Linked DNA regions of Homo sapiens: region 1 is linked to region 2. Evidence: chromatin loops called from intact Hi-C (ENCODE). Cell type or tissue: gastrocnemius medialis. All regions are shown on one strand. Each heading gives the region's core, and the rest is flanking DNA. Links, peaks and the distances in the headings are about the cores only. Region 1 has its middle 110 kb from the start of GPRIN3. Region 2 overlaps GPRIN3 (GPRIN family member 3).

The links. Hi-C counts contacts between places; a loop is a spot of excess contacts. Peaks named below come from ENCODE experiments on the same cell type or tissue, not always from the same donor. Only the 100,000 strongest peaks of a DNase experiment are listed, where the experiment ranks them.
Region 1: it touches region 2 in a loop (14-fold over the local background); 2 of 110 quality-filtered maps call a loop at or near these places.

Annotation. Positions count from the first base shown.
Region 1 is chr4:89,414,782-89,420,174 of GRCh38, forward strand. No RefSeq gene overlaps it. Among named protein-coding and RNA genes, the nearest start is that of GPRIN3, 110 kb to the left of the region's middle. RefSeq lists enhancers at 4,183-4,708, 4,709-5,233. In gastrocnemius medialis, for the core only: no CTCF peak of the experiment used is centred there; no DNase peak of the experiment used is centred there; H3K27ac peaks cover 754 bases.
Region 2 is chr4:89,240,131-89,245,483 of GRCh38, forward strand. GPRIN3 (GPRIN family member 3) reads right to left here. Exons shown (of 2, transcript NM_198281.3): 2 at 1-5,353. Among named protein-coding and RNA genes, the nearest start is that of GPRIN3, 65 kb to the right of the region's middle. In gastrocnemius medialis, for the core only: no CTCF peak of the experiment used is centred there; no DNase peak of the experiment used is centred there.

The DNA.
Region 1 (5,393 bases), core at 318-5,317, 170 kb after region 2:
TGTACTTGTAACTGTATCCAGTATCATTACTGAAATTTAAATTTACTTTATGCTAAGAATTGATTTTTAAATATCCCTCATCATAAGGACTGGTTGTAGAGACACTAGAGAATCATGATGTTGACTGCTTTAACCAATACTGAGCACCCACTGTATACTAAGCTTTGTATAATTTTTGGTGCTACCGTACTAGCTTGAGTTAAATATGGTCTAGACTCAGTTCCTAAGGAGTTCATGGAAATGGATGTGTAAATGAAATGGTTTCAGGAAAGATCAAGGAAAGCTTCACAGAGAAAGTAGCACTTCCACAGGGTTTCAAAAAGTAAGTTTGCATTCTCCAGGTAGATCTAAGGAAGAAAGAGGAGGAATAAAAGCACTTGAGTGCCAATCACAGTAATGTGAGTGGGGGAGGCCTATGAGGCTAAGGTCAATGGGATTTGTGATAGATGCTGGGAGGAAAATCTAGAAAGGGAATTTGAAGGGTCTTGAATGCCATATGAATGAGTTCAGATTTTGCCTGTAGGCAATCGAGAAACACTGAAAGGCTTTAATCAGTGTAGTGACATACTTACATTAAGGTTTTAGAAAGATTACTCTAGTGGCAGTAGAAGCAGAAATTGTGGTGGTCATGCTGAAGACTGAGTGAGTGCTTAAAGGATTATAATTATACTTATAAATGATATAATCATAATAAAATGGTTTACATGAGAGATAATATTAAACAGAAGAAAATTTTAGTAATAAAGATGGAAAGGACAAAAGACATTTGAGACATTTGACTCCAGTTTCTTAAATTAGTGGATGTTCAAGTTTTTTTCAAGCATTTTAATCTTCTAACCCTCTAAGAAGACTTATCTGAAATACTTATATATTAAATGAATAAGTTGTATTTTGTTAATAAATGTAATATGGAAATTCAAACATGTATTTACTTATATAAACTCAATTACTAAAATCAATGTAGCTGATTTACTACAGACAAATTTGCTAATAAATTCTATGATTATAGATGAGAATTACTGAACTTTATCCGTATTAACATATAATTTATTGAATATATTTTAACTTGCATATACAGGATTCTTAAAAATAAGTAGTTACAAAGGGGTAAATGATCATTGCTTTACAAAAATTAGGTAACTTTGAAACATTAGATACCTCCAATTACATTGGTTTGGAAGCTTGAAGGACCAGTATTTGAAATGCTTGTGTCAAAAATGTATCATTAATAATATTGAAAAATGCTTGAACTCTCTATAATAAATGTGAAAGTCTGAAATGGAGTGCTTAAAATATAAAAATATTAATTTATCTATGATATTATATTCTTGCTGTGTGATGTATTATGCATTCACTTGTTATCGCACAACTGATTTTGGGCTAGGAGTAGTACATTCCCTGAAGGAGTGCTCCTAAGTCTTGCCAGCATTTGTTTGAGAGTAGCACACATAAGCTTTAGTAATAATCTTTCTTGCACATTTCTATGTGAACAGACATGGGCAAGTCTGATTTCCAAGAACGGCTAATGTAGAATGATTCTCTTCCTAATCAATGGTCATTTGTCTGGGGTGAGTTCTAGAATTGGTATTTTTAAAGAGTGCCCTACATGAGTCTTTCATGAGGCCAGTATTGGAAAGCCCAGTTCTTTCTGGCCAGCCTTATTTTGGGTGCCAGAGAGACATATGCAGTGGGAGAGAAAAATAAAGGCTAATTCTATATGTTGCCTAAGTGCTAAGAAAAACAAAACAAAAAATGGGACAGCATATAAAATACTATGCTGGCTTGATACATGAGTAATTAAATCTGATGTTGGTATTATTCTGATAAAGTTACAGTGATTATAATTTTGGAGAAGGAGGGAGAGGCTTTCAGTGGATTCCTGAAAGTGATGATGGTTGAGCTGGGAGTAGGTTTCTCTCAGTGGAGAGGAAATAGTATGAATAAAAGTACGACATTTTGAGATGTAGGTAGTCATCCTCTGGTTTTGATACTGGGCAAAGATGCTTAGGCACTTCAGAGGTTTTCTGGCCCATCTTTCTAATCCTGAGCATAACTTCCCAGAATGGATCTATGGTGTCTCTCATGGCACCCCGTGTATACTGGGAGGCCTAGGTTTTCTCAGTAACTTCCTTATAATTATAAAGAGCATTAACTCTTTAAGATAATGCATGAGTAGATATAATTTCATAAATGGAATTGGTAGAGCTTGAAAAGTTAATGCACTTTCCCAAGTTAGCATCTTAGTTACTTTTCAAAAGCAGGACAAAAACCATTGCTTGTCAGAGTAAGATATAAAGCAAAGAACTCTTTTTCCCCATGAGGTCTAATAGAGCAAATCACCTACAAGGAAGACATTATTTTTTGCCTGAATGGTAGGAGCGTGTGGTGAGTCATGAATCAATAAAAACATTACCATAAGCTATTTAGTGATTCATCTCTTTCTTATTTCTAAAATAGGCTTCAAACAGAAGAACATTTTACTTATATCCTCAGATTGTGCTCTGAGATGCGCTTATAAAATTCTAGGGTCAAACTCTACATTTGACTGCTAGAATAAAATTCCCATTGATGCAAAACTTCAGGAAATTTGTGGTTTGCAGAAGAAAGGTAATAATACTCGTTTCTCTGCTTCCATTTGAGAAAGTTTTTAGATTTTCTTTCCTCTGTAATTAAGTGAAATTGGATCTTACTTTTCATACTTTACTATTTTTGAAAAGCAGATTGCTAAATGTGGCAAACTGTATTTTCCAAAAATGGCCAAAGCAATATTCCCAGGACAAAGTGTTCTAGAACTTTACCATTCCTCTGTCAAGAAGAAGAGTCTATTTCCTTTCCCATTGACACTAGGAAGGCCTTGTGACCACGTAGATTAAAAGAATGTGTATGAGTGACACAGTGTGTCTGTTTCTCTACTCTTCTCTCTTGACCTTGGGTGGACCTTTTTGACCACCCCTGTGAATAAAATGCAGTGAAAGTAATGCTTGTGAGGTTCAGGCAGAAAAAGTCGTACAGCGTCTGCGTGGTTCTCTCACTCTTGGGAAGCTTGCCCTTAGAATTCAGCCACCATGTTGTGAGGAAGCAGAGGCCACATGGAGGGCCCACATGTATATGTTCTGGTTGACAAGCCAGCTATTGTCCTGGCTAACAGCTAATACTGACTGTCAAACATGGAAGTGAGCAAATCATCTGATGTTTCCAGATCCTTGCATTTGAGCCATTCTAGTTGAGGCCAAGATATCACTACCTAATCCTGCTTAAACTGCAGATTTGGGAATAAAATAAGTCTTTTTACTTTAAGCCACTAAGCTTTATGGTGGTTTTCTACACAGCAATAGATAATTGGAACGCTAAACAATAGCAATGAATAAGCAGAATTTTTTTTCATTTCAAGATGTTTCTCAAGATTTAAACAATGCGACTTTAAATAAATTAAAAGATGTATTAATCAATACGTCTATTGTAAAGTAGCAGAAAGAAGATTCAACAATTACTCTGGAACAGAAGCAGAGGAATCCGTTTCAGAATTAGCTCCTATTTTCAACCTCCCATCCCTCTCCATCTCCTAAGTTGATACAGAACTATATGCCTGACATTTAATAGTCAATTGATTTAGGGAAAAATAGGGCTCAGAATTTAGTTAAGGATAGCCAAACTTGTACCTGACTGATTTTCCCCAAGCATTCTGTTTATTGATATGTAATAAATACAAGTCACAAGAAATGGTGCAAGTTCTCTTCATAAGATCCTCTTTCTTCTCATTGTGAACAGATATGCTGCAGAAACCCAATGAACAACCTTTCCAGTGCATTTCTCCCCAGTGTAGAGCAGGCCTTCTTAATCTGTTCAGCCTGCTAATAACAAAATACCATATGCTGGGTAACTTATAAACAACAGAAATTTATTTCTCATACTTCTGGAGGCTGTGAAATCCAAAATCAAGATGCCAGCAGATTCAGTGGCTGGCGAGGGCCTGCTCCTTATAGATGGTCCCTTCTAGCTATGTCCTCACATGGTGGAAGGGTAAAGAAGCTCCCTTGGGCTCTTTTATAAGGGCACTAATCTCGTTCATAAGGGCTCCATCTCATGACCTCATCACCACCCAACGATCCTACCTCTTAATACTATTGCACTGGGGATGAAGTTTTAACAGGAATTTTGTGAGACCACAAACATTCAGACCATAGCACTCACCCATACCCCAGCCTTTTTGCCATCCCTTCCTGCAGCTAATCTTAAGTTATCACTCTCTCAGTTCTTTTTTTAGAGTTGCTAGTGCTAATGAGGGATATCTTAGCTACAGTGACACTAAATCACTCTGCACTAATTTCAGATGAATATTCACTGTTACTCAGCAAGCCTTTTAAAAATTCAGTCCCTGATGACTTCTTTTTGAATTGCTAATAATTTAGAAGTTAGTTGTTCCAGACTTTTCAAAATCCCCTGATCATACTGTGAACTTCTAAGAGATGATCTAAATCCTTTTACATGAAGTTAGAGGCTTTTAGGATTCACTTTCCTTCTACTGTGACTCAATATCTCTACATAACAATAGCTTTGCCCCTACACCCTTAACTACAGCTTGGAACATCTGTCTCCACTGATGTTTATTTTCTTCCAATGCAGAAAGGTAGAAAGAATATCACCTTTGACCTCCTGCCGTTTCACCATCCAAATCTTACATCTGTATCCCTCCGCCTGAACAGGGTCTCCTTGGGGCAGGGCACTGTTACTCAGCACTGGTCTTGCTGTGTCTAAAACACACGCACACACACACACACGCACACACTGAAAGAGACTCCGAGAAAAAGGAAAAAAAAGGAAATGTTCTCCAAAGACATTGTGGATAATAATGTGGATTTTAGATTTTGTGGAAGGTGTCACAGAGATACAGAAATATGTACACTTCACACTTAACTCAGAACATTTTCCTAAAGATCATCTTTAAATATATTTCTCTTTTCTCCAGGTGGCCACTGTTACCCCTTCACCATTTCTTTTTGTCTCTATCACTGTTCCCTTTAGCCCTCTACTTTTTCCCCCTCTTTTGGCTGCTCTAGCTCTTTTGTGGCACTCCCAGAAATTCTTTCCAGTATTTTCCTTGCAGAAAATAATTTAATCTCTCTTTGTTCTCCTATTTGTATTTCCATCCACTATCCAGCTTAACACAACAAAATCTTGTCCTTGAAATCCAGCATTCCTGAAAGATGAAAGGAGGAAGGGTGGACACATGTTATTCAGTATGTTCTGATTCCATGCATCGTTTCAGTCTTATATTGTCCCCTCAAGGTGCGTGCCCCTTTGTCTTTCTCTTCCCTTTCACTTTTAGATCCAGCTTTCCTGCAGAAAGTCTGATTTCTCTGCTCCTACATATTACAAACCTGCAGGGTCAGGCC
Region 2 (5,353 bases), core at 354-5,353:
GAATTATGATAAGCTGACAAATCTTGTTCAGAGTTGACACTTGCCAGCTAATGATTCTAATGTTGTTAGAATCCACACAGTATTACCTGTTATTGATAATACTAATTTTTTGTTTGAGTCCATCTTAAGGAACTCAAGACACGAGGCAATTTAAGTGCCCTGGAACCCCACCCAAGGGTTCATTGCTCATATCCTATTATCTCACCAACATCATCTGCAATTTTTTTTCATTTAAATCTTTGACTTCTCTTCGGTGTTGGTAGGCATAGTTTTGCTGAGCTCAAGAGAAGAATGCCTGTGATCATATCCACTTTGAGTGATTATACATGCTTGAAATCTAGGGATCCATTTCCAAAAAATGTAGGGCTTTTATTGGTTTGTGCAAATCAACACACTGATACATGTCCAAAAGGAGTCTCCAAAACATAATCGATTTTCATCCCTGTTTGCCATTTCCAGATATGAAATTAGGTGCTTAAAGAGAAGCATTAATTCCCTGTAGCTACTCAGTTACCAGTCTGTGCTTCAGTTGCTGGAGTTTTCTAAGCACAAAATCTGCTACCAGGGAGTAACACCATTAATTGGGGGGGCATCTCATTCAATAATAATATTTGTAAAACAGAGCAGTCATGGAAATATGCAACTTTCAATTAGTGGTTTTAATTTGTGATTTATCTGAATATACTAGTATAAATAAAATGTATTATGTGTGCCTATATATGTGGATAAGCTATTTACATTTTTATGTGTAGAAAATGAAAAATATATATTGATTAGCCCTTTTGAGGCTTTTGAACAACTGTTTCATCTTCCTTCTTTCCTGCAACTGCTTTGAGGATTTAGATAATTCATACAAGGTATGTACACAATCACACCCATAGTATGTACATCCTAGTCACACACTTAACACGGAGAGGATGTGTGAGGAATGTAAATTATCCCAGTGGTCAAAGAACTGACCTTACCTGTGACTAATGGCATGGTTACTTAGCCCTGGCATATTTAATAATATGCCAATGTACTGATTACTATATTCAGCCTTTGTGATAATTATGTTACCTACTCAAGGAGATGATAAAAAAAAAACACAAATCAAACAGCCCTTTCTGACCTTCAAAAATAAAAGGACAAATTCTGTTACTGAATACATGTGCACACTTTTGTTGGCTTTATTCATGTATGTACATATGCCTGCCTGAATACAGAAATTGGCCTTTAAATGGGATACGACAAGTTATTTTTTTTACACATAAAAATAGAAAACTGATCACTCAGACTGTACACACTCACAGAATGTATTGACATACCACGACCAGCTACAGTATTATGCACGACATATTGTTCACACATTAGTACAGCAGAGATACACACATTTAGAAAATTAGTAATTGCTAGTATATATTTTTCTTATTTTCAGGCTGTGTTGACCTTTTTCAACCTTAATAAAAGGTATCTCCAGGGGCCCTTAAAACAAGAATTAGTCTTTCCTCTCCTCTAGGGATTGGGGAGTATGACTATAATACTGCAATCTCCTGATATACCAGCATCATTTTAAGACACGATGGAAAACATTAGGAAAAATAAGTTACGTAAAGATGTGATCTAAAATAAATGTTAAGGAATCTCAACTAAAATCATCAAGGATGCCAATTAACATGAGTAAGCCCTTTCTACTCATTTTATATAGTTTGCTCTACACACAGCCTTTACATGTTATTAAAAGCAATGATATGAATCAGAAAAAAAACTGTTTAACTGCTCAAGAGTTTTTCTAAAGAGAGACAATTTTTAAAGCAACAAAGAACAATACTAGCAGCAATGTCAAAAAGCAAGCTATAATTTTCACCCCAGAAATAAATGAATGACATCTCCATAGTTAAGAGATCAAGAAAGCTGTTAGCAATTCTCTCCCATTTAATTCTTTCTAACATCATTAAATCACTGGGGTATCTCATCATAATTATCACCATGCAGGTTGATCATCAATATCCTTTTCTAAAGTGTAAAATATGTGATTTTTATTCCTACTATTTTGCAGCCAATTAATTTTGAGCTTGAATCCAGAAAGATACTTGATGAAGAGTTAGCATTTAGAAGTGCCCATCTGGAGCATCGTTTTCTGTAAGGCATCATTTGAAGCCTCTTTGGATACAAGATCTCATGTTTTAGTGATTTTACATCCGGGAGCCCATTTTTTCACAGCTAAAGCTGGTAATCCTCTGGGCAGAGTTAACTGAATTGCTTTCTACATGCTAGTGTCCAGAAAGAGTAATTACCATAAGTTTAAAGTCTCCATTTCAACAAAACTTCTGGTTGCAGCTGTCTTGAGTTTTAAGCCAGCAAGACTTTGAGTGGCTCCTCTTCCCTCTGGGCTCACATAAAAACATAGATGCCAACTGTATCCTGACTAATGCTCATTAGTGCTGTACCTCTTTATGAAGCTTCTAAACAAGTTTTTCCAGGAAGAAAGCAGAAACTATGCCTTTGCTTATTTTATCCTGTGGGTTACAGTCAGTCTTCATAAAGCAAACCATCATTATATAATGGTGTGCCCATAATAGATGCATTTGCTGGTATAACTGCCTCTTTTTGGCACATTATTGCTTGGCTTTAATTTCATATTCAACAGTCTTTATTCTCATTATTAGTATCTGAGATATTTGTGTCTTAAAAAAACTTGCAAATAACATCTTGTTGCACCATTCTGGCCACCACAAGTCATTTCACCAAGGTCCAAGGTTATTTGAATGTTGTTTATAATTATCATCACGTTTACTTACCTAACAGCCAAAAATAATGTTTCAGGATTGTTTGTTGCTGCTATCTACACATATATACAGATGCACTGGATTTATTTTGAGAGAGGTTATTTTGTTGTGGCAAGTGAGTAGTTTAGCTGGTGACTGTTCACAGTTAAAAGTAGCTGTAATGACCTCTGGCAGATGTCACTGATCACTTGGGAGACAGAATTTTTCCACTTCAATCCATCTTCATTTATGTCCTTGGTCATTGCAAACCCAGCTTATTTGATTTCTGCAGCCAAGGAGAATTGTTTTCTTTCCAAGAGTAGGATAAAGTTCATGGAAATCTGTTTCAGTATTTACAAGACTATTTTTTTTCCCATTTGCAAAAATGTCTAAAATTTTGTAGACATCCTTAAGCCCATGTGTCTGGACAGATGACATTTGTAATTGCTCAGCCAGTTGAAGAATTTCATTAAGAAGGATATCGTTACAAGGATGGACAGGAGATTCAGCATATCCTCTGTTATTTGCCAGGTGGCAGCAGCTGACCCGAATTTGGAGAGAATCAACCAAAAAGGGCCACGCACAACATCAGGAAGCATTGCTAACAGAAAACAAAATGCTCAGATACATATGTAAAATAACAAACACTAAAGGGGATGTTTGACTTCTGATTTCACCATGTACACAAAAACAGAGTGGGAATAAGGTAGTCGGCTCACTTATGCAAGATACTGCTGAGTTCACTGTTCTACCACAAAGGGAAATTCACAGGCCTCACTTCTCAAACACCACTTAGAACAAAGCAGGAGAGAGTAAACAGCATCATCTCCATGGCAGCATTACAGATAATTAGTAAATCAGGCAGGTAGAGGTCTACACAAGGCTACAAGTGCCCAGTTTTCAATAAAAACACATATACATATATGCAAACCTTATCCTAATGTATTGTTTTTCTTTATACTGATTCATAAAAGTAGACAAGGGATGTGGTTAATTATGTGTTACTAGGAGTAGACAAAATTTTAAACACTTGGCACAATATGTAGGAGGAAGAGAAGACACACATTTCACACATTTTGGCAGCAAAACAGTAACAAAGTGGATGCAGAAAAGGACAAACAATTTATATTAACAGCACACTTGCATATATCCTCTGTAAACACATTTTAAAGTAACATCATACTCTGTTCTTGGTATGCTATATATAGGGATTCTCAGAATGACAGGCATTCCCAGAAATGAGAGGAAAAACATTAGTATAAGCTAGGAACAGTGAAACCTCAATATGCTAGAATACAAACAAATGCTATTTTCCTCTTCTGCTTTCTACTTTAAGACAGCAAGCTCCTATTATGAATTTGGTTCTGAAATCCAACCTCTAAGGTATATGTTACACATGCATATTTAGTTCAATTTATTTCAATTTTTATGTTTAACTTTATAACATGGTGAACACTGGTATTCAAAACAGTATCAGAGAATTCTCAAGATTAAAAAAAATTATCAAAGATCAAATTACATTCAATATAGGTGAACTTATCAAGGCAGGAAACATACTAACACATTTTATAAATATTCAATTTCAGACGTGAACAAAAAGGTTTCTGGTTAACATTGACTTATCAGGATGTTCAACTTTTGCCAGTGACCCAAAGCACAAAGGTTAATCAATATTTTACTCTATGTAAAGTAGTTGGTCTGTGGCATTCAAAGTCAATAATCCAGAAATACATAATTAGAAAAGCATTCAAGATAAACATATGACAGCTGAAGCTGTCACATTTTTCTCATGGTCATAAAAACAGAACAATCAATCTTTAAATTAAAAATTTTAGTATTCACTTGTTAAGTGGTATAGCATCTTAATATTTTAAATGTTGAATTGTCTTCCAGACATGGAGTTCTAACTCACCTTTTTACTACTGGTTTAAGGAATATTTTCTATTTCTTGATTCAATAAAATATTTCCTCCATATATTTCAAAAATATAATGCATGAAAAAGAACCAAATCATATCTAAGAGAAATGAAGGGTAAAACCAAACAACTTTCAACCCAATGTGTGTCATGCAGGTAAAGTAAGGAAAAAACTGAGCAAGTTCCAAGAGTCTACCAAGAAAACTGTTTTGCAGCTTCATCTGTTGAATGAACCTTAGGTTTCACAAATAAGGTATACTAAATGCCTAATGCTATGTCACAGATTGAAGTGAAGGAAAATTCTCAAATAAGGTTTTATTGTGAGAGTAACTTAGGGGAGGTATCACAATACAAAAATGCTGCTGTCTTGAATAGGTCCCTATCTTATTTATCCATCTGAAGATATATTTCTGTTAATGTCCTTAAAAGCTGTTAGTTATATAGGGTTTAATGAGCCACAAAACAAACAATATTTTTGTAATATTTTGTGACAATCTCTTGAGTGTTGTAGAAGTGAAGAATTTGGTCCCAGCACCAAAGAAAATCAGTTAAACTCAGTACATTAAACAAATTTTCTTAAAGTTTTGATAGACATAACCACAATAGCAAATCTAGCAATTTTAATGTATTTAATGTGAGACAAATGCCAACAACTCTCTCAGGCCTCTGCTTCATTTAACTGTTTACAAA